Linked DNA regions of Homo sapiens: all the other regions are linked to region 1. The links are chromatin loops, found by intact Hi-C in ENCODE. Cell type or tissue: mammary epithelial cell. All regions are shown on one strand. Links, peaks and the distances in the headings refer to the core of each region. The heading gives the core; the rest is flanking DNA. Region 1 overlaps LOC100293612 (a long non-coding RNA gene). Region 2 overlaps HDAC11 (histone deacetylase 11). Region 3 overlaps FBLN2 (fibulin 2). Region 4 has its middle 160 kb from the start of IQSEC1.

Region 1 (7,663 bases), core at 1,498-6,497:
ACATTCCAGTTTTCACCTAAGTATCCACCTTAATTCCGTCAACCATCACATTTCTAAATCCTCCCCATTGAACGAGAGCCTCCATTCGGGCTTCGCTGACAGGTTTGGAATCACAGAGCAGAGGCTCCCACAGACGGAGTCTGTTCTCCTCCCCCGGCCATTTCACTCACCCGTGTGTGTATGGCTTTGGGTCCCCAGCTAGGGGGTGGGCCGAGAGACTCAGGCCTTCTCCTGGTTAGATTGTGAGACCACTGCCTCAGGCAACTTGAGATCAGAATTCTCACTGTCATTTTAGGCCTCCCAGGTTTTAAAAATCTTCCGAACTAGAATGAATAAAGCAGATTTTTTAGGGCCTTTTCACATTGGGCGGCCGGCAGGGTCCATCCAGCTTCTGTGAGTGCTGCATTGAGACCGTTGTTTCGTCCTCATCAATATCCACTTTATTCATCTTATTTCTTAACACCTGTTTAAAAGCTTCCACCCTGCTGGGATGAGTCCCTTGACTCTCTCCTTGGTCCTACCCCTTTGTTTTGTCCATGCTCTTATGAAAACCTTTACTATCTGTTGTCTCGGCACACTTTTCCCTTTGGAGGAGGCTCTGAGGCCAGTAGCTACACCTTGGGTCAACTGACTGTACCCTGGCCCAGCATCGGAATCTACCCCACACATTCCTTGGGTAGGGCTTCAGGCTAGAGGCTGTGGTCCAGGCTGACCAGAATCTTGGCTCAGCACCAGGGTCCCTTCCTACACTCACTTACCTTTTAACCACTGCAGATAACAATAACCAAGGGATTTCACATTTTCCTTTTTTGTTGTTTCTTTGCATTTCCTTATATTCTAGTGAGCCAACTGCTTAGGAGTTGGATCCCTCATTTCTAAATTCCATTGATAACTTTTACCTTACAAAAAATTGATTGTATTGGTTCTACCTGCAAGTGTACTTGAAAAAAAAAAAAAGACAAAAAATGGATTGCAGCACAGCCACCACCAGGAATGAAAGTTTCCTCAGCTCCTACCCTTTTACTCTTCCCAAACCACATGTTCCAGTGAGTCAGGGTTGGTCTAGAAAGTCCCAACTCTGACACCAACTGTAAGGAGTTCAGCAAATGATAGAGTTTAAGGAAGGAGTCCCCACCAGGCTGCTCTTACTTCAGGCACCAGCCGAGAATGGGGTTTCCAGGATCACCGTCCCTTCAGATCAATTGGTGACATAGTCAGAGGTCCCTGTAACCACCCTAAGATACAATCATTCACTAGAATGACTCAAAGAAAAGTATAGCACTCAGGAAAGTGCTATACTTATTACAATTTTATTATAGTGAAAGCATACACATCCAAGCCAGCCAAGGGGAGAGACACAGAGGGCAAAGTCCAGGAAGGGTCCAAACATGGAGTTTCTGGTTGTCTCAGATGGTGTGACCTCCTCCCAGACATGATGTATGATAATACACAAAGAGGATAAACAACCAAGGAAGTTTATCTGAGCCTTTGGTATCCAGAGTTTTTACTGGAGCTCATTGGTGGTTGGGGCACAGATATTCCCCAGCACAAGGTGGCAGCACGATTGCTAAAGATGGCACCAGTGGTGGCCCGGGAACACTCACAGGGAATGCTGGTAGAGGGAATGCTGTGGCTGGGAATGCTGATGCAGGCATTGGAAAAATTTGAGGGAATGATGGCTACAAAGACCAGAGGAATTGGACTGCTGAGTTATACTGCCCTGCAGAGGGATGAGAGAGTCTGAGCTGTGAGTTGGAGGTTGGTGGCCAAGCGGGAGGCAGAAAGCCTATGGCAGCTCACAAAGCGGCACCTGTCTCCTGAAGGGGAAGGGCAGGCAGAGCTGAGTGGCAGGCCGAAGACCTGATTGTGAATTTTCTGTTGAACATAATAAAAAAAAAGTCCAGCTGGATGCAGTGAAAAGCAGGGAAGGGCATGCCAGCCCAAGGGAACAGCACGTGCAAAGCTTCTGAAGCGGAGAAGCCTGATCTGCCTGGAAGGACTGGATGAGGGATGAGGGTGGAGGGGGTGGGGTGAGGCAGGGTCAGCAAGGCACCACGAGCCTCCACCAGGGCTCTGAGCAAATCCCCAGAGCACTGGGAGCAGCTGAAGCACGGGGCAGTGATGACAGCCTTGGAACTGCATTTCCCCATACCCCTCTGGCTGTAGGCTGGAGAATGGATTATAAGGGAGGCCCTGCTGGAGCTGATCCCTCTGGGGATATTGGGATGCTATGGTGTGGGGTCCTGGGATGCCAGTCTTATCATTTGGGCTGTATCTCATGCCTGGGCCCCTCTCTTATCTCAGGGACAAGACAGTGACTCACCCATCTCAGACTGGACAAGCCTGGCGGACCCATCTCAGCTAGAGCAGCGACATTCACACCCATGTTCATGATCTCCACCCTCCCGCATGTGCGCTGCTCTCCCGGCCCTGAGGAGGGGTGTGTGGAATGGAACACAGGTCCCCAGACCCCAGACACACTCATATGTGTTAGTCCCACACGGTCAGGGCAGCACCCAGCCCACCTGCTGGCCTCCCCTGCCAGGGCCTTCCTGCTGCCTGTGGGGCCCACACCTGGGTCAGCCTGCCTGTCCTCTCTGGGCATGGCCAGCCTGGGACCAGCTAGAGATGGGCACACCATGATGGGCAGGTCTGTGCAGCTGCCCCACCATCAGGGCATGCAGAGGGCATGTGGGGAGTGCCTGGGGCCCCTGGCCTTCCTGTTGGGTTAGTTTTGGAGAGCTAGGGGGTGAAGGCTGGCACTCACCCACACCATTGTCCCTGGGGGCTGTGTCAATATCCCCATCCCTGCCCCGCCGGCCTCCATCCTAACACCTTCATTGTGTATCTCTGTGCTGAAAATTGGTTTAGAAAATGGGTACTGTGGTGCGGTGGGCATGTATTTTTTAAAATAAAGTTTTAGTCTTAGAATAGTTTTTGATTTCTAGAAAAGGTGCAAAGATAATTCTGAGTAGTCCCCCACCTAATTCCGTTTACTGTTAACACCTTACATTACTATATGTGCACAGTGAGATATGTGTCAATCAATATTGATACATTCTTAACTAAAGTCCATACTTTATTTAGCTTTCCTTTGCTTTTATTTAATGTCCTTTTTCTGTCCCAGGACCTCCTCTGGGATACACATTACGGTTTCTTAGACTAGCTCTGGGATTTTGTTTTTGTTTTGAGATGGGGGGGGGTCTCTCTGTGTTGCCCAGGCTGGTCTTGAACTCCTGGTCTCAAGTAATCTTCTCACTTTAGCCTCCCAAAGTGCTGGGACTACAGGTACACGCCGCCATGCCTGGCTCTTGCCTTGGTTTTGACGATTTTGACAGTTGAGGAGGACTGGCCCGATACATCGTAGGATGCCCGCTACTGGGGTTTGTCTGACACTTTTCTCATGATTAGACTGGGATTGTGGGTCTGGGGAGGAAGATCACAGAGGTAAAGTGCCCTGATCAGCACATCCAATGGAGGGCAGCTGCTGTCAACATGAGGCATCCCTTGTGATGCTGGCGTTGCCCATCTGGCTGAGGTCGTGCTGATTGGGTCTCTCCACTGTGAAGTTTCTCTTCCTCCCCACTCGCTGCAGTGCACTCTTTGGTGCACATATTTGCAGTTGCTTTGCAGCCTGGTGTTACGGATGCCACTCGGCTCCCTGATTGTGTAGTCAGCAGTGTTAAGTGTTCCTTCCTGTTGGCGCACATCTTGTCTGTTGCTGGTGCCTGCTACGGAGTCCTCCGAGGGGCACCCCACACTTTCCCTGGGATCACGTGTCCAGGCTGCTCCCAGGTACGCACCCCACAGACTCTGCTGCAGAGAAGGGGGCCCATTTGTGGACTTCCCTGGACATGCAACCAAGGAGCGAACTGCTGATCATGGGTGTCTGTACTCCAGTTTTGACCCCATTTTTTCAGGCTGCCCTCCAGAAAGCCTGTGCGTCCCCATCAATCATCCCACTTCCTGAGATGTGCCAAGTGGAGGGGCGTGCCGCGCTTGCTTGCCGGCTGTTCTGCACACGGGCGCTAAGGGTTCTGCTTTCTCTGAGTCACTGAGCTACACCCAAAACCAGCATCCCATCCTGTGGGCTGTAGGCTCAAGTGGGTCATTGCTTGGCTTGGGCACAATATTTAGAAAAGTTTTGAGCCAACATGTCAACACTGAGGAATTTCACGTGCCCTTTTAGGTTTTGGGCTGCTCTGGAAACCCCAAACTGCTTCTTTCTTATGGTTCCCAAGGTAAATCTGTTCTTCTCAACGTTTTTCATTTGGAAGACCCCGTTGCCCCACAGCACCTTATGGCTTCTGCAAAATAGACTGGGTCCACTGCAAAGCCCTGTCTCCAGGCAGAGCTTTTCCCGCCAAGGGCTGGGCAGCCTGGCTGGAGGCAGTGAGCACCCATCGCAGGAGGTATCAGAGCGGCCCCAGCAGGTCCCGGGTGTGGGATGGGGCCACTGACGTTCCCCTCGTTTAGCTTCCATAGCTTTGTGAGACAGGCATTCTCCTCGCCTGCCGCTCTGCAAGCTGGTGGGACAGAAGCACCTTCCAGCTTTGTGGATGAGTTCTGACGCAGCTGCGGGGCAACAGTGCCCCCTCGTGGCTGCAGCCCCAGCCTGGCCGCTCTGCCTGCAACTAATGGAGGGGTGGATTTGGACAAGTGGCACGGGGGAAAGGTGTTTCTGACTGCAGGAAGGGCTGCAAGGCTTTCCCACAGCCAGTGTGGCTGGAGGGAAAGGTGCGGTGGGAGCAGAGGCCAGAGGTCTGTGGGGACCAAGTGGGGAGAGGATGGGATACTGAGTGAGGGGTGGTCCTTGAGGGAATTTGGGCAGAGTGGCCACCCCTCCCTTGAACAGTAGGTCTGTCCATGATCCCAAGGGCTCCCTGGGGTCTGCTCCTCTGACCCATTCCTAAGACCAAGGGATTCCAACCACAGGAATCTTCCTGCAAACAGATTTGTGGGCTGGCTTGGCCTGGCCTGCTCTGCCATGGATGGAACCATCGTTGATAGCTAGGGGCTTTAATGATGGAACTGTGGGCAAAATGCACCCCCAAGGGAATGGAGGTGACTCAGTTCCACCAGCATCTACCGGCAGCCCCTGCCGTGTCCAGGCTCTGTGCTGGCAGGCTCTGCGTTGCTCAGATCCTGTTCCCACCTACAACCTGGAGGGAGGGCTCCCAGCCCCATCTATAGAGGTGGAAACTGAGGTTCAGAGAGAGTGTATGACTTGCCTAGGGCCACACAGGGATTCAACTCTGTAAGGGAAACCTCATTGCTCAGGAGAATGAGAAGAAAAGCCACAGACTGGGAGAAAATATTTGCAAAGGACATAGCTGATAAATGACTATTATCCAAAATCTACAAATAACTCTTAACACTCAATAATAGGAAAACAACCCAATTAAAAAGTGGGCAGAAGATCTAAACAGACACCTCATTCAAGAAGATACACAGATGGCAAATAAGCACCTGAAAGATGCTCCACATAGGTATATCATTAGGGAGCTGCAAGTTAAACCAACCATGAGATACTGCCACGCACCTACTGGAGTGGCTCATATCCAAAGCACTAACACACCAAATGCTGGCGAGGATGTGGAGCACCAGGAACTCACATTCATTGCTGGTGGGAATGCAAAATGGCACAACCACTTTGGAAAACAGTTTGGCTGTTTTTTTTTTTTTTTTTTTTTTTTTTTTTTTTTTTCAGACAGGGTCTTTCTCTGTCACCCAGGCTGGAGTGCAGTGAAGCAATCACGATTCACTGCAGCCTCAACCTACCAGGCTCATGTGATTCTCCCACCTCAGCCTCTTGAGTAGCTGGGACTACAGGCATGCACCACCACGCCCAACTGATTTTTGTATTTTTTGTAGAGGCGGGGTTTTGCCATGTGGCCCAGCCAATCTGAAGCCAATCTGAAAAGGCTACACACTGTATGATTCCAACAATACAACATTCTGGAAAAGGCAAAACTATGGGAACAGTAAAAAGATCTGTGGTTGCCAGGGGTTAGGGGGAAGGGAGCACAGGGGATTACGGGTGGAGTTTAGAGAATTTTTTGGGCGGTGACACTATTCTGTGTGATACAATAATGGTGGATAAGGGTCGTTGTACATTTGTCCAAACACATGGAATGTACAGCTTCAAGAATGAGCCCTCACGTAAACCATGGGCTGTGGGTGACACTGATGTGGCAGTGCAGGTCCCTCATGCACCCCTCTGCTGGGGATGTTGATAGAGGGGAGGTTGTGCACGTGTAGGGGCAGGGAGTGTGTGGGAACTCTCTGTACTTTCTGCTCAGTTTTCCTGGGAACCTAAAACTGTTCTAAAAAATTAAGTCTACTTAAAAAACAAAACATAACAGCCCACTGCGTGGCCCTCCCCATACTCCCAAAGCTCACATTCTAGTGGGGAGTCAGACACAGAAACAGACACAACCATGTTGGCAGTCACTGCAATGATGAGGCAGACACAGGGGGCTGTGGAAACTCAAGAGGGGCCATTATAGTGGCATCAGGGAAGGCTTCCTGGAGGAGGTGTTGCCTCCAGTGGGTTTTGACGTGCAGCAGGAATCACCCAGCCGGAGATCAGGGCAGGCACTGCAGGCAGCATGCTCAAAGGCACGAAGGAGTGAGGTGGTGGGGGAGCAGCGGAAGTTCCTAGCGCAGCGTGGGGGTGCTCTGTGCACAGATAAGTTGCGGGCCGCGGGAAACAGGACCCTGGGGGGCCCCCTAGAGCCTCGCGGAGCGGCTTGCAGAGGAGCCTCGGGGCCACGGCGTGTGTGCAGCGACACCTGGCGGTGGCATGCGGAACTGCGGACGGCTGCGCAGGAGCGGACAGCGGAGAGGCGGTACTGACCGGTGCGAGGCGGTGCTGACCGGTGCGGGCCGGTGCGGGCCAGTGCAGGCCAGGCCCGGCCGGGGCGAGGCAGGTGGCCAGGTCCGAGGACCGCGTCGCACAGCAGCTTTCAGGACCTGGAGAGAAATCGAGGTGGGGGTGCGTGAACGTGGATGGGCAGAAATAACATCTTTTGTACTCTAATTGGAACATAGCATGTCCTTTAATTATGAACGCAATGAGCTATAGTAGCACTACTGATTTCAGAGATGGCGCAATCTCGCTTTCCTTCCTTAGTACTTTGAAATTGCAGTGGGTATTAGACCCGCTGCTAGACCGTGTCATTCACTGGGTTAAGAAGGAAGCCCAGGTAGCGCCACGTCACAGACCCCTTTTAGTATTCTGATAACTATAATTTAAATCTAATCGGCATTTAAGAGCCTACAGGCTTGCCCAGACTGCCAAAGGCGTCTCTGGCACACACACACGCACACACACTAACATGCACACAAGCAGACACACATGCACGCAGACACGCACATGAACACATGCACACGCACACTTGCATGTACACACGTGTGTACACATACACACATGCATGGTTGAGAACCTCTCTGGAGAGGAAAGGCAACACCAGTGTGTCCGCTATGTAGTGGTTTATCAGACAGTTTATTGTGGACATGGACATGAATAAGAAAGGGGCACTGCTAATTAGGCCAAGGCAGTGGATATGAGGTGGGACTGTCCCTAGCACACTGGGACCAGGGCTACCCTGAGGCCTGCAGGACACCGGGAGCTGTGTGTGAGTTTGCATCTCTGTAGGCG
Region 2 (7,663 bases), core at 1,676-6,675, 150 kb before region 1:
CAGATGTGGATTTGGAAGTGTGGCCTCAGCCTGATTCCATGGAGATCTCTGGGGCGTGAATGTCACCACAGGGTTGCCCTGCCCAGAAGCATGTGGCCTGGCTGTTACAGGCCCTTGTCAGTCATGGCTCTCCTGGGATGATGCAGGTGAGGTGGCTTCTGTCAGGAGAAGGGCTCTGGTGCACCAGCCAGAAAAGGGGATCAACGGCATGCATGGCCAGCACCTACTGTGTGCCAGGCATGGCCTCAGCACTGTCTGCACAGCAGTGAGCAGACGCGTGCTGTCCTCCTGGAGCTGGCATCCTTTTGAGGGAGATAGATGCTAATCGGGACAGTCTGTAGCCTCAGGGAGAGAAGTGCTATCTGGGAAGATGAAGCCAAGGTGTGGGCTCCAGGGGGCCCCAGGTGGGAGTATTTTATTTTATTTTTTTGAGACAGAGTTTCACTCTGTCACCCAGGCTGGAGTGCAGTGGTGCGATCTTGGCTCACTGCAACCTCCACCCCTTGGGTTGAAGAGATTCTCCTCCCTCGCCTCCTGAGTAGCTGGGATTACAGGCACCTGCCACCATGCCCGGCTAATTTTTGTGTTTTTAATGGACACCAGATTTCACCATGTTGGCCAGGCTGGTCGTGAACTCTGGACCTCAAGTAATCCGCCTACCTCAGCCTCCCAAAGTTCTGGGATTACAGATGTAAGCCACCAAGCCTGGCTGGGTGTGGGGATTTTAGATTAGATGAGGAGGACAGGCCTCTCTGACTGGTTTCCACCTCTAAGTCCTCATCCAAAGCCTTGTTTTATAGATGAGACAGAGGCACAGAGAAGTGAATTCTAAATTCACATAGCCAGTGGCAGAACCCAGACTTGGACCAGTTTGGGGAACTTCTGAGCCTGTCCACCCCAGTCCTAGCCTCACCCACAGTGCCCTTGCCCAGGGCGAGACTATCAGGGAGCCTGACCTGCTGGATCTGGGCAGTCCCACCGTGGCATGCTGCATGTCCCAGAGAAGGTATCTGTCAGCAGTGCAGCACCCCCCACCTGCCCCACCCACAGCTCCCTCGGGGGCTATCCCTGGAAGTGTTGGTCAGAAAGTGAATCTCCAGATGTCACCTGGTGGTGCCCTGAGCTCCTCCTACCTGCCACCTCCTCTGACCACATAGAGCCTGCTCTAGCCCAGGCCCTCTTCCCTCTCCTCCCCTCACCCAGGGACCCGCCACTAGTCCGCCCCACCCACTCTGTTTATTTCTCACCTTGGCCACTGATGGGTGGTTTCTCCTAGAGCGGTGCTGCCCTGTGGAACCTTCTGCAATGATGGAAATGCTCAGACCTGCTCTGTGCAGTCCAGTCGCCACTGGCCGCATGTGGCTCTTGAAATATGGAGAGTGTAACTGAGGAACCAAACTTGAATTTTTAAAATTTTGATGAATTTACAATCACTCGTAAGTAGCCACCTGTGGCTGGCAGCCACTGGATTGGATGGTGCTGGTCTAGGGTGTTGGCAACCACATCACTGCCTTGTGCAGAAACCACTGCTGCACCAGGAGAAGGCCCAAGTGCCAGCCTCCTCTTCACTGCCCGAAGCCTGCTGCTCCGCTGAGGGGCTCGTCTCGCCAACGTTGGCACAGCAAACACACATACTTTCTCCTGTGGGGGCTGGTCCTGCTGGCCAAGTCCCGTGCATGCTCCTGGGTGGCTGCACCTGGCCCCTGCACCAGGTCAGGTCCAATCTGTGGAGGATACCAAGGAACCTCTTTGAGGTTCCCAAGTGTGTCCCATGCCACTGCAGTTTTGCAGAAGGTTAGTGTGTGTGACTTAAAAGGCAAAGAGGGCAGGCAGATCTTCTGACATCTGGGGGGAGCAAAGTTAGAATGGAATATTTGCTGCAGAACTTCTCAGAGCCTTTAGCATGCTAGGATGTGCTGCAAATCTCCAGGAGGCAGGCGGCATAAGCCATGCTTCCCAAACGACTTGCCGGTGGAAGCCTCCTTGAGGAGTGCTGTGCGAGACCCGTGGCTGTGGAGCACACGAGAGAATGCCTTTCTCGTGGTTTGTGTCCATGCTGGGCTCTCGGCTGCATTGTCTTCCAGTCTGTGTCCCCTGCTGGCTTCCCAGGGAGGGAGGGAGGCTGTGACTCCATGTGCTCCTTCAGCGGCTCGTTTGTTTGCTCATTCGTTCATGGAAAACCATGGTTCCATGCCAGCCACACGCGGGGCCTCTGCCGGGCAGTGGGATGAGTGTGGTGAACAAGAGGAGCTGATGACCTCAGGCAGGGACCTTCCTTTCTCTGGGTCTGTCCCGCAACATACACACACGCACACACGCACACGGACATACCTGTGCACACATGTATACACAAGACACATACACACACATACATACACTCATGGGTGTGTCCTGCAGCTGTCTGGCTGTGCTGGTCCCAGCTCTTACACTCCCACCCCTTCCCAGGCCCTGTGATGCCTCCATGTTACCGCCAGAGGGCCTGGGCTTGTGGAAGTGGTGCCCCGTGGGCACCTCTCCTTCCCGACCATGAGTGGGACCCTGCTCACTGCCTTCTCTACCAGAGTGAGGGAGTGATGCCAGCTTCCCCCGCCTTCAGCCGCCCTTGCCGGCCTGGGCTGGTGGCCATGGGCATTCCCCAGCAGTGTGGGCAGGCTGGGTGCCTGGCACCCCCAGGACTATGACAGAAGCCTCCCCTGGTGGCCAGGGCCTAAGCCATGAGGCCCCTGCTGGGGCCTGACTTAGGGTGTGTCCTGCCTTTTGTCCGGCCCTGAGTGGCCTGGCTACAGCACCTCTTGGCCCTCTGAGGTTCGTCACCCCTCTGCCATCACACCCATCCCTGGCCACCCTCTCCCTGCCTGCTGCCTGCTGTCTGTCATTGAACATGCTCGTGTTTCTCCCATCCTAAAACTCCTCCTCCTGGTTGGTGAACGCAATGGCCACACTTCCCACTTTCCTCTCATGGAATGTCTGCAGCTTGGTGCCTCCCTCCACCTGCTCCTTCCAGCCACCCTCTCTCCACCTGGCCTCCTGAGCACTGCACCTTAGGTCTTTCCACATCTCACCCTGTCCCAGGGAAGCCCTTGATCGTCCCCAGGGGTTCTCTCTCTGGGCCTTGCCCTTCAGCATGGGAAGCCTGCAGTCCCAACCCAGCCCTTCACCTCCCACTCTCCCACCCCTGTTCTGAGCTCCAGTCTCACTTAAACCTCAGCTGTCTCACCTGGCTGCCCCAGGGGCTGACTTGGCCCATAGAGAGCAGAACCTAGTGCCGCCTCTGTACCCTGCTTCAGGTTCACCTCCAAGTGCCATTACCCTCACAGGCCCCAGACCCGACACCTGGGCCCTCTACCCCTTGTCCCTGCATGCTGCCTGCTAATACCTGCTCCTCTTACCACCCCAGACCCTTCTTATCTCATGCTTCCTCTCTAGGGCTGCTACTTCTCTATTCCTGTTCCCCTAATTGGTTCTCCTTGCTGCAGCTAGTGCAGCTTGGGACAGCACCATCTATGGTTCCCTACTGCCCTGACGACAATGTGTGAGCCTGTGCTAGGAGACCAGGCCCTGTGTGATAAGCTCAGCCTGCCCTGTTCCAGCTGCACCCACCTTCTCTAGATCATGGACTCACTTCTCTGCCCACAGATACCTTTTTCCCTTGACCTCTGCATCTGGATAACTCCTATTCACTCTTCACCTCCTGCAAATGCCATCACCCCCAGAAAGCCTCTCTAATAACCCCCACCCAGTTCTCCTCTTCATCACCACACTCATCACACTGCAAATAAGTGTCTGCAAGTGTCCTGGCATGAGAATGGGCCCTCCAGTGCCCACCTGGGGCACCTAGCAGGCACTTAGTAAATATTTACAAAGTGAGTGGCTCTGCCTCGCGTGGGTGGGGAGCAGGGATGCGTTTTCAGCCAGGAGATGGCTTGGGGTTTGGGTTCAGCTGGGCAGCCAGTGCCATGGATATTTACCTGGTGCACTTGGAGGTCACAGGGCACACTCTGTCCTGATCTTAGTGCAGATACCTTTCAGGTACCGTAGACCCCCCCAGCCTCAGCAGCTGGAGATGAGGGCAGTGCATCCCTTTTGCCAGGAAGGTCCGATTCCCAATGGACAAAGAGGCAATGCAGTGCGAGGGAGCCAGAGGCCAGGGCTCCCGTCCCAGCTCTGTCAGTGACTCATTGTGTGGCCTTGGGAAGATCCTCGCTGCCTAGGCCTCAGTGTCCCCTTCTGTACAGTGGGTGGTCTAGACTAATTTGTTATCCCAAAGCAGTCCTAGACCTGCACTGCTGACTTGGAGCCCTCTGCACCTCCTGTTCTGGGCACAAGAGGGCAGCCAAGGGCCTCAGAACGCTGAGGAACCCTGGCCAACTAGCTTTAAGAAATGCATTGTGTAAACTGCTCTTTACTGAGCCCAGAGCTTGCCAGGAGCCTGGTAGGGTTGTGGCTCTGGCTCTCATTTCTACCAAAGGAAGTGTGCTTGACCAGGGAGTTCATCCAAGGGCACCTGGAAACTGTCCTCAAGGCATTTCCCGGGGAACCAATTTCTCACGGGTTGCCTCAGGGTGGGGAAGCGGAGGCCAACAGCCCCTGTCTTTTTCCGCAGTGGTCCTTTGCTGTTGCTACCATCACAGAAATCCCCCCCGTTATCTTCCTCCCCAACTTCCTTGTGCAGAGGAAGGTGCTGAGGCCCCTTCGGACCCAGACAGGAGGAACCATAATGGTAGGTGGGGTGGGGGGGCATGGCTGGGCTGGGGGCCCCCACACCCCAGGGTCCTTCTCACCTCCTTTGCCCTGGAATGCCCTCCTCCCACTTAGTAGTTGAACAGAATCCTAAATATTCCTCAAGGCTCGGCAACAATGACCCTTTCTCCAAAAGCCTTTTTTCCCCATCTTGGGACATCAGAATTCTCTTCTCATCGTTCCTTCTCCTATGACCTCCTATTTGTTACCGTAATTGCTAGTATATAATATACCTCTCCACCCACCAAAGCGGATATCCTAGCACTATGGCTTTAAGGCACACCCCCTCACCAGTTTTTTCTTTCTTTCTTTCTTTTTTTTTTTTGAGTAGAGTCTCGTTCTGTCGCCCAGGCTGGAGTGCAGTGGTGTGATCTTGGCTCACTGCAACCTCTGCCTCCTAGGTTCAAGCGATTCTCTTGCCTCAGGCTCCTGAGTAGCTGGGACTACAGGTGTTCGCCACCATGCCTGGCTAATTTTTGTATTTTTAGTAGAGACGGGGTTTTACCATGTTGGCCAGGCTGGTCTTGAACTCCTGACCTCAAATGATCCACTCACCTTGGCCTCCCAAAGTACTGGGATTACAGGCTTTGAGCCACCATGCCCAGCCCTAATGCACCCAAAATTAAGATGGAGAACTGATCCTCCATGACTTCAGTGATGAATAAGCCTCCACGTCTCCCCCACTGCGGGTGTGGCAACAAAGAATCCCCACAGCAAAATTAGGTTTCACATTGTGTGTGTGGTTTTTTTAAAAAAATGTGCCACACACTGCCTAGTTATTTGGAGATAGAGGAATGTTTCACATGCAAATGTATGAGGATCTAACCCAGCCCTGGATCACTACCTACTGATCCCCTACAGTTCTGTTATGTTTGTAAATTTGTACTTTTTCCTTTAGCTTAGTAGAATATTACTGCCCATCCCCAAAACTATGATTTCCTGGAAGATTTCAGTATTTAGTCTACTATATTTCTTTTTTTGCTTTTTTTTTTTTTTTTTTTGAGACAGAGTCTCACTCTGTCCTCCAGGCTGGAGTGCAGGGGTGTGACCTTGGCTCACTGCAACCTCTGCCTCCTGGGTTCAAGTGATTCTCCTGCCTCAGCCTCCCGAGTAGCTGGGATTACAGGCACACGCCACTCTGCCTGGCTAATTTTTGTATTTTTAGTAGAGACGGGGTTTCACCATGTTGGCGAGGCTGGTCTTGAACTCCTGACCTCAAGTGATCCGCCTGCCTCGGCCTCCCAAAGTGCTGGGATTACAGGCGTGAGCCACTGCGCCTGGCCCAGTCTACTGTATTTCTGTGAGCAAAACTTTGCCTATTTTCCCTTTGAAAGCCATATCAAAATTATTGTCAGCTCATATGTGATGGATGATAAGTACTTTTATTTTTTCCAGTTTCCTTGCACAATTTCAAAGGTGCTTATGCACTGTACATCTCATATGCCAGCCAAGCTGGCACTTACTTCCTGGACTGTTGCTTGGGGTAGGGAGTTCCTTCTATACCCCTGCCTTGTAGCTCAGCTCATCCTTCCCCCAGAGCTGGCTAGAAGCAGTGTTTATGGAATGAGTGCATGAATCAGTGAATGAATGACTGGTGGATCGGCTGCCTGCGCCCCCTCACCCTCTGCTTGTCTCCAAAGGCGGGGAAGCTGGCTGTGGAGCGAGGCTGGGCCATCAACGTGGGTGAGTGCTGGGAATGTCCTCGGGAATGTCCAGCCCGGCTTGGTGGAACTGGCCTGAAAGGGGGCTGGGGGAGGGCGGGAGGATCCTGGAGGTGGCAGCTGTGAATTCAGAAGCTCTGGTTTTCCCAAGTCACCCTAGCCTCCTTGTGGAGTGGCCTGGAGGTTGATGTGTAGCCTCCTAGGTACCTGGGAGAGACTGACCAGTGCCTCCATCTGACGTGGGATCCTTGTCTAAGGAGGTCCCCGGGTGGTTCCCCAGCCCCCTCTTTGCGTACTTCCGGTGGCAGGGAGCTTCCTCCCTTCCAGAGAGCGTGTGCCATCCTTGGGCAGCTCAGCATGGTCTGAAGCCTGCCTTGTGTCTTCCCTGAAGGACTCCACCTGTGTCCTGGGGCCCAGGACAGCCCACAGAGGCTTGGTCATGTTGGGTTGGGTGGGCACATCCTGGGTCAATACCACCACCTTCTCAAGGGTCCAGAGGGCCCGTGCTCCCCAGCCCCCTTGAATCTCCCACAAGATTGGCTCATGGGAGGGCTGCACGGGAGTCTCCCTTGTCCCTGTCATTGTCCCTCCTGGAGGCACAGCACTTGACAATTTACAAAGCTCTTTTTCACCAGGCTCTTTTTTTCTTTTTCGAGACGTAGTTTCACTCTTGTTGCCCAGGCTGGAGTGCAATGGCGCGATCTCGGCTCACCGCAACCTCCGCCTCCCAGGTTCAAACAATTCTCCTGCCTCAGCCTCCTGAGTAGCTGAGATTACAGGCATGCACCACCATGCCCGGCTAATTTTGTATTTTTAGTAGAGACAGGGTTTCTCCATGTTGGTCAGGCTGGGTCTTGAACTCCCGACCTCAGGTGATACGCCCACCTCGCTCGGCCTCCCAAAGTGCTAAGATTACAGACATGAGCCACCACGCCCGGCCTTCACCCAGACTCTTATTTGAGCTGGGCATAATTGTCAGGCCTGTCTCACTGATGAGGAAATGGCCATGGAAAGATGCGTACTGGATCGTGTAGAGCCCTAAAGCAGGGTCCCCCAGCCTTTGGCTCTGAACTCTGCAGGGGAGAGTCCACCTTGGGCCACTGCACAGTTGAGGGGAGCCCCACTCTGCAGGGGCTGGGTCTCTTCCATCTTGGTATTACCAGGTGCCTAGCATTCAGTCTGGCATAGTAATGATGTTATGGTACTCTGCTGCACAAACCCGGGAGTGATCTGTGCCCTGCGTGTCTACAGCAGGGTTCCGA
Region 3 (7,663 bases), core at 1,070-6,069, 78 kb before region 1:
TCTGCTATTCTCCCAGGTGAGCCACCCCAAGGGGCCTGGGCCCCCTCACCACGTGGGCCACTCCCTCTCGACACATCCCAGATGGTCCTTTCCCCTCCTGAGTGGACATACAACCATCAGACAGCACCAGGATACTCTGAGCTGCATGCATTTGGGGGGGCCCAGACGACTTGGGGAACCTGGGAGCTCACACCCCATGTGACATCTCAGGGTGGCCAGAGCTCTGTGGCTTGAAACAGGAGTTGGAAACCTGAATTTTTATGTGAACGTTTTCAATTTATGCATGCTGGTAACCAATTTAAAATGAGAAACCCACTGTGTGAGCCAAACGAAAGCACTTATGGGCCAGATAATGCTGGTGGGCCCCCGACTATGACCTGAGGTATGGTGGAACACGTTCACTGGGTGGATGCAGAACCAGGGCTCAGAGAGGGCCAGGGCCGTGCCTGGGGTTGCGCAGCAAATGTGGAAAATGCAGAGTCAGGCTTGGGCCTGATGTTCTTTATCATTGCCCTGGGCCTGGAGTGGGGAGATGGGCAAGCCTGAGGTTTGGGATTGCTTAAGCATGGACAGAATGTGATGCTGGGGGCCTGGGGGGCCAAGGGGCCAGGTCACCCTGGGGGCTGTGCCGGTGAGCAGAGCAAGGGGATGGACTTGGTGGACCGGGTGGTGGGGCAGGGTGGGCTGGGAAGGAAGTTCTTCTGGAAGAAGTTCTAGGACAGCCCTGTGTCCTGTGGCTGGGGTACTGTCCTCTCAGGACACAACGTTCATGCCTAGGTGTGTGATGCACCTGAAGGCAGGAGGGCAGGGAGCTTGGGTCTCAGTTCACCAAAGATTTCCTTTTGTTTTGAGACGGGGTCTCCCTCTGTTCCCCAGGATGGAGTGCAGTGGCACGATCTCGGCTCACTCCAACCTCCGCCTCCGGGGTTCAAGCAGTTCTCCTGCCTCATCCTCCTGAGTTGCTGGGATTACAGGCACACGCCATCATGCCTGGCTAATTTTTGTATTTCTGGTAGAGACAGGGTTTCACCACGTTGGCCAGGCTGGTCTCGAACTCCTGACCTCAAGTGATCCGCCTGTCTTGGCCTCCCAAAGTGCTGGGATTACAGGCGTGAGCCACCTCGCCTGGCCAAAGATTTCCTTTCTTAAAAGACACTGTCAGCTGGCACGGTGGCTCATGCCTGTAATCCCAGCACTGTAGGAGGCTGAGGCAGGAGGGTCGCTTGAGGTCAAGAGTTCAAGACCAATCTGGGCAACACAGTGAGACCCTTGTTAAAAAAAATTAGCTGGGTGTAGTGGTGTGTGCCTGTAGTTCCACCTACTCAGAAGGCTGAGGTGGGAAGATCGCTTGAGCTCGGGAGGTTGAGGCTGCGATGAGCTATGATCACACAACTGTGCTCTAGCCTGGACAACAGAGTGAGACCCTGTCTCTAAAAACAAACAGAAAGAACTGTTGAGAGTGGACCTGAGGGCCTCTCCCTTGCAGTCTGGAGGGTCCTTGCTTTTGCTGACTGGGAGTAAAGGCCCTGATTCTCCCAGGGGCCCATTCCTAATGTCAGTGGCTTTACGGAGTCCTCCAGCTTCCTGAGGTGGCACCTCAGTGTGAGGGCAGGGGCGTCAGCCCTCGAGGCCCCAGAGGCTCCCTAGCACTCCGCCGGCCCTGAGCCTGGTCTGGGCATGGGCTTCCATCTCCCTGCCCGTCCATGGCCCTCCACCGCAGCCTTCCCTGCCTCGGTCACACAACTCCCCCTTCCAGGCGCTCCTGGACTTCTGTCTTCTGTCCGCTGCATCCTATCCATCAGCAAATCCTGTGGGTCCTACCTTCAAAATAGATCCCCTGTGCCACCATCTCCTGCCTCTCTTCGCTCACTGCCCTGGGCTCTCTCACCTGCTCCCTGCTGGCTCCCGTGTCTCAGCGCAGTGGGCAGCTGGGTGGGTCCCTTGCACTGGAGAGTCCCAGGCTCCAGCGCTTACAGGCACGCCCAGAGGCCCTCACAGCAGGCTGGAAGCCCGTTGCTCTGCAGTTACCACCCGTGTGCTGATGTGGCTCAGCCCTGGGGGCCCTCTCTGTCCTTCACCTTTCTGCTGCTGGTCCGGCCTCAGCCCCTTGGCCCTGCCACTCCCTGCCTGACGCCCTCCTCAGAGAAGCCCTCCTCTTCCGCCGGACTGACACGGGCTCCCCTGACACTGCCACGTCCTCCTTCCGTCTCCTTGATTCCCTTCATTTATTTCATCATGGGGCTCATGCCTGCCTGGCGTTCAGTTCTCTACAGATTTGCTCTTGGGTTTATTATCTGCCCCTCCACCCCTGAGGGTGTCAGTGCTGTGAGGACGCTGGGAACCTGTCTTGCTGGCTGATAAACCCCTGGTTCCTAGAGGGGCTGGGTGCAGAGGAGGCGTTCCTTTAGAAATGGGGCAGGCTTGGGGACCACTGCTGTGGTAACGAGTCCTGCTGTCCCTCTGTCACTGCCCTATGGGGCTGCGCTTTAGGCTGGGAGTCGGAGAAGGAGCTCTTGCCTGTGACTTTGGGGAGCACGCTGTCTATAAGAGTCAGGTACGGCCACTGGGTCACAAGTGGGGCTACAGGCACTGGGGACTTGGGCCAGGGTGGAGGAGGGAGGAGGCATGAGGACTGGTGAGAAGGTGGCATTTGAGTGGCTTGTGCAAGATGAGAGGGGAGAAGAGCCCTTGGGGGAGTTCAGGCCTAAGGGCCTGTGGGAGGGTCGGGTTGGGATGGCTCCTGCAGGGCCTTGAGTGCCAGGCTCAGCTGGGAATCCAGACCTTTCCTTTCTGGCCATGGGAAACTGGGGCGGGCTGTGGGGCCGTGGCATGTCGGGGCCAGCTGCTCTCAGGCCAGACTGGGTTCCCTGGGAAAGGGGAGGAGTGGTGGGCAGGGAGGTGGCGGGGCTGTTCCAGTGGAGATCAGAGCTGAGACTGGAGTGGGGACAGGGCCTAGAGATGGAAGGAAGGGGTAGAGACCGTGGGGAGGGAGTGGAGACAGATTGCGGGGAGAATGGACATGACTGGGGGAGTTGGTGGGGTGTTAGGGACAGCAAGGCATCAGGATGCATTTGCCAGTGCTACTGGGGAGGGGGACAGGAGCGTCCCCTGGGGCTAAGCCTGCAGTCCCGAGGGTCTCAGAGGTGTGTTCCTGAGTCCTAGGGTCTGCGGGCTGGGGCTGTAGGGGGCGTCTTGTTCTTGCCTAGCATTTCCCCACTGACTGTATTTTCTGGCCAGCAGCTGTGGTGCGTGGCTGGGGACTGAGTCAAGGATCTGGGGGGAGGGATTGGTCGGGTGTGTGCGTGGGACTGTGCGTGTGAGACCGCCCAGGGTGTGTACTGGCACGTGGGCATGCTGTGGGTGAGACAGCGTGTGTAACTGCATAGAGGATTATGGGGCATATTGCCTGACGTGCCCTGGTGAGTGTGACCGAGTGGGTGTGGGGCTGTGCATGTGTGTGTGTGGGCACGAGGGCTCACTCAGAGGACCTGCCTCAGAATGCAGGTGAGGATGGAGGATGGAGTGGCCCAGCAAACACGTGTGGGGCTGTCAGCGACTCCAGGTCAACACCTGTGGCGCCCAGCGACTAGACACTCACCTGTGTGTGATCTGACCCATGTGTGGCGGAGCCTGTGTGTGTGTGTGAGGCAGTGCTTAGTGTGCTCCTGGGGATGAGCGCATGCGTGTGAGGTGGCTGAGGCTGGGCCCCTGCCCGCGTGCGTGCCGGTGTGCACCGTGTCTGTGTGTGCACACCCAGTACTGACAGGCTTCCTTTCTGATTCCCCCAGGGTCTTACAGGAGAGGGGACCGTCCTGGGCTGGCCTGGACCATGGTGCTGCTCTGGGAGCCTGCAGGAGCCTGGCTTGCTCTGGGCCTGGCCCTGGCCCTGGGCCCCAGCGTGGCCGCAGCTGCCCCTCGGCAGGACTGCACGGGCGTGGAGTGCCCGCCGCTGGAGAACTGCATTGAGGAGGCGCTGGAGCCGGGTGCCTGCTGTGCCACGTGTGTGCAGCAGGGCTGCGCCTGCGAGGGCTACCAGTACTATGACTGCCTACAGGGTGGCTTCGTGCGCGGCCGCGTGCCCGCCGGTCAGTCCTATTTTGTGGACTTCGGGAGCACTGAGTGCTCCTGCCCACCAGGCGGCGGCAAGATCAGCTGCCAGTTCATGCTGTGCCCGGAGCTGCCGCCCAACTGCATCGAGGCTGTAGTGGTGGCTGACAGCTGCCCACAGTGCGGCCAGGTGGGCTGCGTCCACGCGGGCCACAAGTACGCCGCTGGCCACACTGTTCACCTGCCGCCCTGCCGGGCCTGCCACTGCCCTGACGCCGGTGGAGAGCTCATCTGCTACCAGCTCCCCGGTTGCCACGGGAACTTCTCAGATGCCGAGGAGGGTGACCCCGAGCGACACTACGAAGACCCCTACAGCTATGACCAGGAGGTGGCCGAGGTGGAAGCAGCAACAGCCCTGGGGGGTGAGGTCCAGGCGGGTGCAGTCCAGGCAGGCGCAGGGGGCCCCCCAGCTGCTCTGGGAGGTGGGAGTCAGCCACTGTCCACCATCCAGGCACCCCCCTGGCCAGCTGTCCTCCCCAGGCCCACAGCGGCTGCTGCCCTGGGTCCCCCAGCCCCAGTGCAGGCCAAAGCTAGGAGAGTGACCGAGGACAGTGAGGAGGAAGAAGAGGAGGAGGAGGAGAGAGAGGAAATGGCTGTCACTGAGCAGCTGGCAGCAGGTGGCCACAGGGGGCTGGATGGGCTGCCCACTACAGCCCCAGCTGGACCCAGTCTTCCTATCCAGGAGGAGAGGGCAGAAGCTGGGGCAAGGGCAGAAGCTGGGGCAAGGCCTGAAGAGAACCTCATCCTGGATGCCCAAGCCACGTCCCGCAGCACTGGGCCGGAGGGCGTGACGCATGCACCGAGCCTGGGCAAGGCTGCTCTCGTCCCAACTCAGGCCGTGCCTGGCTCTCCCAGGGACCCAGTCAAGCCCAGCCCCCACAACATCCTGTCCACATCACTGCCTGATGCAGCCTGGATCCCACCCACCCGAGAAGTGCCCAGGAAGCCGCAAGTTCTGCCCCATTCCCACGTGGAGGAGGACACAGACCCCAACTCTGTCCATTCTATCCCCAGAAGTAGCCCTGAAGGTAAGACCCTGTCCTGGTTCCTTCAGGGCACTTTGTGTGGGAAGGGCAGCCTTGGGCTCTGGCCGCTGCCCCAGGTCTCTGCCTGGGGCTGGGGATGCTGGACTGTGGGGCCAGGCCTAGGGTGGCCACCCCAGGCCCTTGGTTTGGGCAGGAGGCTGTGAGAGTGCATCTTCTCCCAGGCCCAGCTCTTGGGATGGGATGGGTGGGTGGGAGTGGGGTTCCTGTTGTGGGAGGTGCTGGGCCCCCTGGTAGGGCTGCGGTAGTGGTCAAGGGTCCAGAAGGTGCACATCTTCAGAGCTGGGGGCCCTGAGGAGGGTTCCTGCCTCAGCCCGGTAGGCCCCCACGTGTCCTGGCAGGAAATGCGAAGGGCGGTCTCTTCTCAGCTGCCCCGGTGGCTGGCCTGTGGCCTAGGAGCCTAGCATGGCCACCTCTGCCAATTTTTCAACAAATGTCAGCCAGAAAGCTGAATTTTATGTGACATCTTCCCATTTCTAAGTGTCTGCAGCAAATCCTAATCTCACAAGCATGTGTTGTAGAAAGAAGTGAACTCGTGGACAGAGGCGAGGTGGGTGGGCCATTTGAGCAGGGGCGCTGGCCATGCTGGGCCAGTGGAGGTGGTGGGGCCACACCAGCTGTACCCTCACTCCATGGAGGCCCCTCTCCGAGCTGGTCAGGCAGCTTCCCATCAGTCCTTCCAGCAGCACCGAGTGCTTACTACTATGTACGCTGTTTCACCAGTGAGGCAACTGGGGCTCGAGGGTGGTGCTGGAGGCTCAGGTCACACAACCAGTGAGCAGTGGGCCTGGAAGGCCCTGGAGCCTGCACTCCTGACCCTATATCCTCCAAGCCACCTGCCACAGAGTTCAATACACTCCATCGGGCACATCAGAGCAGGCAGCCAGGACCAGGGCACCCAGGCTTCAGATAGGGACCGGCCCAAGGCTGTGCAGAGGCTGGTAGGCGGCCCAGGCCTCTTCTTGCCCATCCATGCCTGCTCCCAGCAGGTCCTCCATAGCCCAGCACAGTCAGACACCCCATTTGAAGACCCCATGAGCTGTGGCGAGAAGGGGAATGGTCCGCTGAGCCTACCTAAGAGCCGTCCTCAAAGGGCGCTGCTGCTAAGCAGGGGCCACAGCCCCCACGAGGCTGACCCCTTCCTGCTTACTTTAGGAGCCTTGAACTCCTGCAGGGGGTGATTCTGTCACAAGAGCTGGGGGCTTGCAGATCCAGAAGCCTGGTCTAGCTTCCATGGGGACCTGGGGTGATGCTCCTAAGACCCCACGCAGGTTTGAAACCCCCGTGGGCCAACACTGGAGAGGAGAGGCTTCAGGAGTCCTCTAGCAAACAGGTTAATCTGGGTGGATAACCCTGTGCTGCCACAGCCTAGGGAATCTGGGGGCCTCACAGACCCACAGACATTGGAAAGGCCCAGAGCTCCGTCAGTGTGAGAGGGGACAGCCCCGCACCTGGGGGGAGCGCCTCAAACACAAATCAGATCATGCCACCTTCTGCCCTATATGGCTCCCTCCGGCCGGCCCCTCCCCAGCCTCTTCTCACACCAGTCAGAGCTTCCTTTCAATCAAGTTCAATTCCCTCTGGCTAAGGGGCCTTTGCACGTGCTGTTTCCCCCGCCTGGAGCACCCCCTTCTCACCACTGCCCACTTATCACCTCATCCTCTACATTGCAGCTCAAGTGGAAGCTCAAGACTCCCTGCAGGGAGCCTTCCCTGACCCCCAGGAGGAGTCAGATCCCCTGAGTGAGGCTCACCACTTCACTCCTCAGCTCGTATCACTGCTCAGAACATCACACCTCTGTGACTGCTGGGGTCTCTATCTCCTCCTCAAAGCCCCAAGCTCCCCAAGGTCAGGGTCTCTGCTGGGTTTTGTGAACCCTGTACATTCAGCATCTTACCGGCTCCTGTGCACATGCTGGGCACTCAGAAGCCACTGTCAGAGGGTGGGCCGGGCGTGGTGGCTCACGCCTGTAATCCCAGCACTTTGGGAGGCCAAGGTGGGTGGGTCACCAGAGGTCAGGAGTTCGAGACCAGCCTGGCCAACGTGGTGAAACCTCAAATCTACTAAAAATACAAAATTAGTCTGGCGTGGTGGCAGGCGCCCGTAATCCCAGCTACTTGGGCGGCTGAGGCAGGAGAATCACCACCTGGGAGGCAGAGGTTGCAGTGAGCCAAGATTGTGCCATTGCACTCCAGCCTGGGCGACAAGAGTGAAACTCAAAAAAAAAAAAAAAAAAAAAAGGGAACCACTGTGAGAGGTTGAAGAGCTGAAGAAGGCAGAAGAGAAGCCTGCTTCCACCACTTTCTGCCCCTGTGTCCACAGGCGGTGGCCTGAGCTCCCTGTAGCCCACTCTCCACTCCTGTAAACTAAGAGGGCTGTTGTGAGGACTACGCGGCTCAGCAATCACAGAGCGCCGAGCACGGTGCCTAACAGAGTCACCGTGTTGAGGGGCGTCTGCAGTGGACAGCAGCAGTCATTTGAGTTTTAGGGTTTCCCTGTTAGCCAGAGCATCA
Region 4 (7,663 bases), core at 1,077-6,076, 420 kb before region 1:
AGGGATCCCAAAGGCCCAAACCCTCCCACGAGGATGGAGACCCTCCAGATCTCAGGGAGACCCCCAGGTCTCTGCTTCCTCACCTCCAGGCACAGCCTCCACCCCCAAGGACTGGAAAAGCTTCTCCGCACACCCAGCAGAGTCCTCCCTGCTGCAGAGGGAGTCCTTGAGGCAGAACTCCTCGTTTGGGATCGTTTGAGCCCAGGAGTTCAAGGCTGCAGTGAGCGATGATCATGCCACTGTAGTCCAGCCTGGGGGACAGAGATACTGTCACTAAAAAAAAAAATTCCGGCCAGGCGTGGTGGCTCACGCCTGTAATCCCAGCACTTTGGAAGGCCGAGGCAGGTGGATCACCTGAGTTCAGGAGTTCAAGACCAACCTGGCCAACCTGGTGAAACCCCGTCTCTACTAAAAATACAAAAATTAGCTGGGCATGGTGGCGGGCGCCTATAATCCCAGCTACTCGGGAGGCTGAGGCAGGAGAATTACTCGAACCCGGGAGGCAGAGGATGCCGTGAGCCGAGATTGCGCCATTGCATTCCAGCCTGGGCGACAAAGCGGGACTCTGTCTCAAAAAAAAAAAAAAAAAAAAAGAAAGAAAGAAAAGAAAACGAAAAAAGAAAAAAAAAATCCTGCCCTCTCGTAGCTCATGTTCTAGTGGGGACACTGGAGGGGCAAGAGGAAGTGCAGTAACATATGAGGTCAGAGGGGTGATAGTGACACATCGTGCAGGGGCTGTGCCCACTGTGAGGACTCTGGTTGTCACCTGGGTGAGGTGGGTGCTGTGGGAGGGTGCTGAGCAGAGGAGGGACCAGGGCTGATGGGCAGAGCAGGGGGACCGTTCTTAAGGCTACAACCAGGAGAGAGCTGGCAGTGCCGGGGCCAGGTGGGGCGATAGAGGGCTGGAGGGGCAGATTCCGAAGGGGTCCACCGTCATTCACTAGTGGCTGACAGGGGGTTGTGGAGACAGGCAGCAAAGTGGGGACTTTCCGGGAGGCATCTCACAGGAAGACGTCCACACGTGAGGAACAGAGACCACTGCCTTGGCTTGGAGCTGCAGGAGGCAGGCTAAGCCCACACGGATGCCGAGGCCTGAGGCTGGATCCTCAGCCTGGATGCTGCCTCCACCCCAGCTTGCCGAGGACCCCCCACCATCCCCAGCAGCCTGGCCTCAGTTTCTAAACAGGGTGAAGGGCCAGCGATGGTTCCTCTGAGGCCCTCGGCTGTCCCTGCTGTCTATGCGCCTCCTGCTCTCAGGCCTGGGAGGTGTGATTTACTCTCCTGACCTCCAGGCAGCCCGGCTCCTGCTGGTAAATGCACTGAAAAGTCCATCTTTTCCACCTCCAGCCCTGCTGGGAGTGCCCAGGTGCCATCACCTGGGAACAGCTGATGACGCGAGCTAAGAAGTTCAGAGTTGCTTTTGCTTTACAAGGCGCATAGGAACACACTGTACTAAGAACGTGCCAGAAGCCTCAAGATCACTAAAGATCCCCATTTACCAGACCGGAAACAAAGGAGCAGGGGAAGGAAGCGCACACGTGGGGCTTCGTGGGCTGGAACTGCATGACCTCGGCAAGTCACTTCCCTCCCAGAGCCACTCTTTCCCAGGTTAGCTGGAGACAGCCACAACCTACAGGCAGGCGTGGTCGGAATTAAAGACAGCAGGCACCAAATGCGTGGTGAATGGGAGACATTATAGTAACTGTTTTATTAATCTTAGATTAAACTATTTCTTGCAACTTTGAAAAGAAACCAAAATCTTATTTTAGCTTGCAAAGGTCCTAATACCTTAAAATTTTTTGAAATCTTTAAAGCCTTACCAAAACCTTTGCAGGGCCTGCAAGGAGTGGCAGGATCTGGCCCTGCTCACTTCCCCCATCTCAGCTCCTTCCTCTCACCCTTGCCCTCTGTGCTCCAACCTTGCTGACCTCTTAGCTCTCTAAACAAGAAAACTTGTGCTGACCTCAGGGCCTTTGCACATGCTGTTCCTGCTGCTGGAAACACTGTTCCCAGGCTCTCGGTACCGACAGGATCCCTTCAGGACTTGGTGTAAATGCTACTTCCTCAGCAAGGCCTTCCACACTGCTTCACCTCAGTTTAGTCTGTCTCCTCTCTTTTCTCCTCCTGGCACCTAGGACAATCTCTCATTGGTCTGAGAACTCCACAACTCCATCTGTCCGTCTCTCTTTTCACCACTAGAGCCTGGCCTGGTGCCTGGCACACAGTATAGATTATGGAATAAACAAATAAGCCTGTGACATGGGCTGGCACCACTGGCATACACACACACACTCTCATATACACCCTCACACAGTTGGCACAGCACAGAACAGAGTAACATCAAATCCTGACTGCCTGGGTTCAAATCTCACCTTTCCCCTAAACAGCATTTGGTAAGTTACCTGCAAATTTTAAAGCTGTGATATTGTTTGGTTTGTCAAGTTCTTAGTATGGTGAGGTTCTCTCACAACCATGTGCTGTTTTGATGTACACATACTATGATGACAGGGCCTGGCCTATAACAGCTACTGCATAAATGTACTCAGCCTTCAAATGCTTGCTGAGTGTACAGGGGTCCAGGCACTGCCATCACAGGGGAAGCCCTCATCTTAGCTGTCGAAGTGTTTATGGCCTTCTGTGTGACAATTTAAACAGCTGTGCAAGAGATGAATGCCCAATCGAGGCAGTAATGGCTGAGCTGTCACAGGCTGCCCGGGACTGACTGTCACACGAGTGCATTACAGACAAATGCAGGGGAAATGTGGTGGGAGGAGGGGGGACCTTGAGGGGTCAGCAGGGACTTCGTCAGGGAAAAGAGATCTGAGCTGGCAGGTGGACTCACACCCATCTATTCATTCTTCGTTCTTCCCCCTAAACTCGCCAAACTTGTTCCTACACTGGAGCCTCTGCACACACTGTTCCCCCTGCTGGGATGCTTATCCCCAGGTCCATCCAGGAGCTAAGCTCCTCTTCTGCACAGCTCAGCCAGCACCTCTAGAGGGCTCTGCCTAGACACACCACTTCCTAGCTGTGTGAACTTGGGCAAGTGACCCAACCTGTCTGTGCTTGCTTCGGTTTCTTCATATGTCAAGTAAGAATAAAAATAGCACTTATTTCATGGGGCTGCTTTGAAGTTTGAGTTAATATGCATAAAATATACAGAAGAGTGCCTGGCATATGGTATACAGGAAATATGAGGGGACTTCAAGATGTTCATGGAAAAATGGAATTAAAAGATAAAAATAGAAAGTATAAACTTTATTTCTCAACATGAGCTCTATCAAGGTCAAAACACTTTTGTAAGTGATGATTCCAGCCATTTAGTCCATCTTTAAAGAATAAAGAACAGAGGGTCCCAGGAATTCAACTATATCCATGCAGTCTTGTTTACATTATTACCCGAAGAAAGATGGGTGCCCTTTAGAGTTGTTTTTAAGATTAAGAAACATAAATAAGTCAGAAGGAGCCAAATCAGGACTGTAAGGTGGATGCCTATGATTTCCCCTCAAACGCTCACAAAATTGACCTTGTTCGATGACAGGAATGAGCAGTGGCATTGTCGTGGTGGACTCTGGTGAAGCTTCCCCAGGTGTTTTTCTGCTAAAGCTTTGGCTAACTTTCTCAAAACACTCATCATAAGCAGATGTGATTGTTTTTTGGCCCTCTAGAAAGTCAACAAACAAAATGCTTTGAGCATCCCCAAAACTGTTGCCATGAGCTTTGCTCTTGACTGGTCAGTTTTTGCTTTAACTGGACCCCTTCTACCTCTTGGTAGCCATTGCTTTGATTGTGTTTTGTCTTCAGGGTTGTACTGAAGCTGTGTTTCATCACCTGTTATAGTTCTTCAAAGTCATGCTCAGGATCTTGATCCCACTTGCTAAAAATTTCCATGGAAAGCTCTGCCCTTGTCTGCAGTTGATCTGGAAGCAACAGTTTTGGCACCCTTAACTATAAGAAAGATTTCCTTAACTATAATTTTTCATTCAGAATAGAATAAGCTGAACTAAGAAAGAAGACCATGGTGTTGGCTATTGTTCTGCTGTTACCCATTGGTCCTCTTCAACTGGGGCATGGACAAAATGAATATTTTCCTTGCAGACTGATGTGGATTGTGTGCCACAGAGGGCTTCATCCTCAACATCATCTTGTTCCTTCTTAAAAGGAGGTATCCATTTGTAAACTGCTGATTTCTTTGGGGCACTGTCCCCTTAAACTTTTCATAAAGTATTGATGATTTTACCATAAATTTGATGTTTGCTTTTGTTTCAATTTTAGCAGAATTATTATTACTCTGATAGGAGCTCTTTTCAAACTGATGTCTTATTCTTCTTAGGACCTCAAAGTAGATCCTGTTTGGACATGTTACAAGTTAGTACAAGTTTATTTTGATGCAAAAAATTTGGAAATCCATGCAGAGTTTTTAAAAATAATACTCATTTTCCATGAACTTTTTGAAGTCCCGTGCGTGTGTGTGTCTGTGTGTGTGCCCACGTGTGCACACATGTGTGCATCTGTCTCTCTTAGTTTGAGCTACTATAACAAGATGCTATAGACTAGGTGGCTTAAAAACTGAAATTTATTTCTCACAGGTTGGGAAGTCCAGATCAGGGTGCCACATAGCGGGGATCTGGTCTTCTTGCTGCAGCCTCACATGGTGGGGAGAGAGAGAGGAAGCTAGCTTTCTCATCTCTTTTTATAAGGACACAAATTCCATCATGAGGGCTCCACCTGCATGACCTCACCACCTCCCAACGGCCCCACCTTCAAATATCAACATGATGGGGATTAGGGTTTTAACATGTGAACCTGGGGGACACAAACAATAGACACTATTATTCTCTATAAAATGGGGATGATGAGCCCTACTTTGCTGTCTCTACCAAATGCAATAATGAATGTGAATGTTTCTTCTAAACTATAAATTACTATGCCAAGACCCTAACTCTGATTTCCACCTAAGCACTGACTTTCCCAAGAGCACAACGGGTCTCTAAACCTCAGGAAGTTGGACTATTTTTATTTTGAACTTGACCAAAGCTGTTCATGGTTTCAGAAACTCACACCCCCTTTGGCGATGCCGTGCATGACTTCTGAGCTGCTGACATCTGCTCTTCCAATGCACTTGCAGCAGTCACATTCTGGTGCTCCCACGCCGAGAGGCGGATGTCACTGCCTCCCCTGCCTCGGAGGAGAAACATGCCGGGCCCCAACCTAGTGCACTGACGTGTTGAAACCTGGATTACTTGGATCATAATTCACTTTCCTTTGCCTTCTACTTTATAATAGTTAGGGCACTGTACTGGTTTTTTTATAAAATACGTGCTGGGTGTGCTTTCTCAGCTGAGTCTCACTTCAGGACGACAAAGGGAGTTGCGAAGTGTTTGCTATCCTAGATGGGTTGTTCTGAGACCCTGCACTAGCCACTCAGCCCCACCACTGTCCTATCATAGACAGGAGGAAACAAGAACATGGGCCAAGGTGCCCAGCTAGCAGGATCTGGGGGGCACCAACGCCGAGTGGCTTCTGCTGCCCTCTTCTCTGGAGGAAGGGGGTCCACTGCCCCCAACCCAGGCTAGGTCTCTGTCCACCTCCCTGATGACCTCCCTCTCTGGCAGGAGGCTGTCGCAGGAAACGCTTGTAGCAGTAATTCACAGGGAGGCGTCATCTGCATTCCCAGCAAGGCAGGGAGGTGGCAGGGAGAAGAAAGGCGGGGAGGCCTCTCACGGGGTGGTGACAAGCAGAGAGAGGACCCAGCCTGGCCCGGCTGCAGGTCTGGGGAGAGAGGGCAGGGGGCAGGTCAGATGTGACAGTCCACGAAAGTGAGCTGGAGTCAGGGGCGCAGGAGACAGAGCCACAGCCTCATGGGCTACACAGACTTGGAGAATAATGATAAAATTATGTATTAAATATTATTAGGTAATAAATAAAGAGTAGTGTACCCCAGTGTCCACAGCTGAGTGGATAAACACAATGTGGTCTATACACACCTTGGAATCGAATCCAACCATGAAATGGAAGGGAATTCTGACCCACACAACAATATGGATGAAGCCTGAGGACACTATGTGAAGCGAAATAAGCCCGTCACGAAACGTGAAAAACAGTCTCATTCTACTTGTGTGAGGTCCCTAGCAGGACATAAAGTAGAATGGTGGGTGCCCGGGGCTGGGGGAGGGAGGATGGAGAGTTGATGTTTAATGGAGGCAGAGTTTGTATTTGGGAGGAGGAAAAGGTCCTGGAGATGGGTGGCAGTGGTGGCTGCACAGCAAAGTGAAGGTACTAATGCCACCGCAATGTGCACTTAAAAATGGTGACAATGGTAAATGTTACGCTGTGTATTTTATCACAGAAAACAAAGTGTCACGTGAGGTGCTCATTAGAAATGCAGATTCCAGGGCAGAGTCTCTTAGAGACCCAGACTTCAGGTCTGGGACAGAGTCTGGGCACCTGCGTGCCAACAACCACCCCAGGGACCAGATGCAAGTGTTCTGGGAACACACTTTGAGACATGCCACCCTCCATCCAGCACTGTCCCTTCCTCCATCCTGAGGGGTCTGCAGGCCTCACCACTTTGCCTGCTCACTGGCGGCTGCAGACCGTCCTGGCTTCAGGCCCCTGTTCTGGCTGTGCTGTGGACTTGGCTGAGCCACCCGCTACCATTTCCCAACCTCCACTCACCTGGGAGCCTCCTGTGGCAGGTTCCACAGTCTGTCTATTCCACCGTGTGGACAGACCACATTATGTTTATCCAAGCCTCAAGGGGTTGGTCCCGGACTGTGCCCCAGCCTCCCCACCCAGCTCGACATAACCCCACTCTCTTCCCTTCCTCCCCTCCGCCTGACTGTCCTCACAGCCGGGTGGGGATTCTCCCTGCCACGTAGCCTGCTGTCTTTTCTCCTTGCTCTTGTTTCACAGATTCCTGGTTGGCTCCTTGAGAAACAGGTCCAGAGGTGCTGAACTCCCCAGGGAAGAGTGAGGGCTCCCGGCAGGCTCCTGGGGAGCAAAGCCCGGCTCCCTGCTCACATGTGGTATGGCCTTGGGCGGGGCACTTCCCCTCTCTGTGCCCTGTAACATGGGGATAATTCTAGTACCCAGAACCCCCAAAAAGTGGGGAGGGTGAATCAAGATAAAATGTGCAAACTGTTCAGACAAGAGGCCAGGCAGGTGAGTGCTGTTGAAGTGGGGGCTGCTGCAATGACTGACAAGGCGAAACTGACGCGCTCTGCATGCCACTTCCGGGATCCCAGTGGAATTTAAAATACAAGCTTCCCCTAGCTCTCCAATGCTGGGTTTGTCTAATTTCGTGCTTCAAAACTTTGGCACAGATTGTGCCTGTGTTTGTCTGTGTGTACCCCAGTGTCTATGTGGGTCTGTGGGTGTGAGCCCCCATGTCTGTGTGTGCCTGTGGGTGTGAGCCCCCGTGTCTGTGCCTGTGGGTGTGAGCCCCCGTGTCTGTGCCTGTGGGTGTGAGTCCCCGTGTCTGTGCCTGTGGGTGTGAGTCCTGTGTCTGTGTGTGCCTGTGGGTGTGAGCCCTGTGTCTGTGTGTGCCTATGGGTGTGAGCACCATGTCCATGTGAGCCTGGGCAGCTGCTCCACAGGAAGGGACCAAGACAATGGTTTAAGCTACACCACAGATGACACCTCTCCAGCAGGAAGCCTGGGG

What was found. Hi-C counts contacts between places; a loop is a spot of excess contacts. Peaks named below come from ENCODE experiments on the same cell type or tissue, not always from the same donor. Only the 100,000 strongest peaks of a DNase experiment are listed, where the experiment ranks them.
Region 2: a loop joins it to region 1, with 17 times the contacts of the local background. A loop is called at or near these places in 110 of 110 quality-filtered maps.
Region 3: it touches region 1 in a loop (16-fold over the local background); 12 of 110 quality-filtered maps call a loop at or near these places.
Region 4: it touches region 1 in a loop (5-fold over the local background); 4 of 110 quality-filtered maps call a loop at or near these places.

The regions. Positions count from the first base shown.
Region 1 is chr3:13,643,843-13,651,505 of GRCh38, forward strand. It overlaps LOC100293612 (a long non-coding RNA gene), which reads right to left. Exons shown (of 2, transcript XR_110033.3): 2 at 3,271-4,634. It overlaps LINC00620 (long intergenic non-protein coding RNA 620), which reads left to right and starts at 6,879. Exons shown (of 6, transcript NR_027103.1): 1 at 6,879-6,991. RefSeq lists an enhancer at 4,357-4,516. In mammary epithelial cell, for the core only: a CTCF peak has its summit at 4,597 (motif pointing left); DNase peaks (open chromatin) are centred at 4,069 and 4,579.
Region 2 is chr3:13,492,133-13,499,795 of GRCh38, forward strand. It overlaps HDAC11 (histone deacetylase 11), which reads left to right. Exons shown (of 10, transcript NM_024827.4): 4 at 4,604-4,720; 5 at 6,381-6,423. Among named protein-coding and RNA genes, the nearest start is that of HDAC11, 16 kb to the left of the region's middle. In mammary epithelial cell, for the core only: CTCF peaks have their summits at 2,478 and 4,319 (motif pointing right); a DNase peak (open chromatin) is centred at 4,369.
Region 3 is chr3:13,566,527-13,574,189 of GRCh38, forward strand. FBLN2 (fibulin 2) reads left to right here. Exons shown (of 18, transcript NM_001004019.2): 2 at 3,789-5,135. The coding sequence starts at 3,830. Among named protein-coding and RNA genes, the nearest start is that of FBLN2, 21 kb to the left of the region's middle. RefSeq lists enhancers at 2,379-3,338, 4,943-5,659. In mammary epithelial cell, for the core only: a CTCF peak has its summit at 4,136 (motif pointing right); no DNase peak of the experiment used is centred there.
Region 4 is chr3:13,226,804-13,234,466 of GRCh38, forward strand. It overlaps a transcript of IQSEC1 not described here. Among named protein-coding and RNA genes, the nearest start is that of IQSEC1, 160 kb to the left of the region's middle. RefSeq lists an enhancer at 5,032-5,533. In mammary epithelial cell, for the core only: a CTCF peak has its summit at 2,997 (motif pointing right); a DNase peak (open chromatin) is centred at 2,998.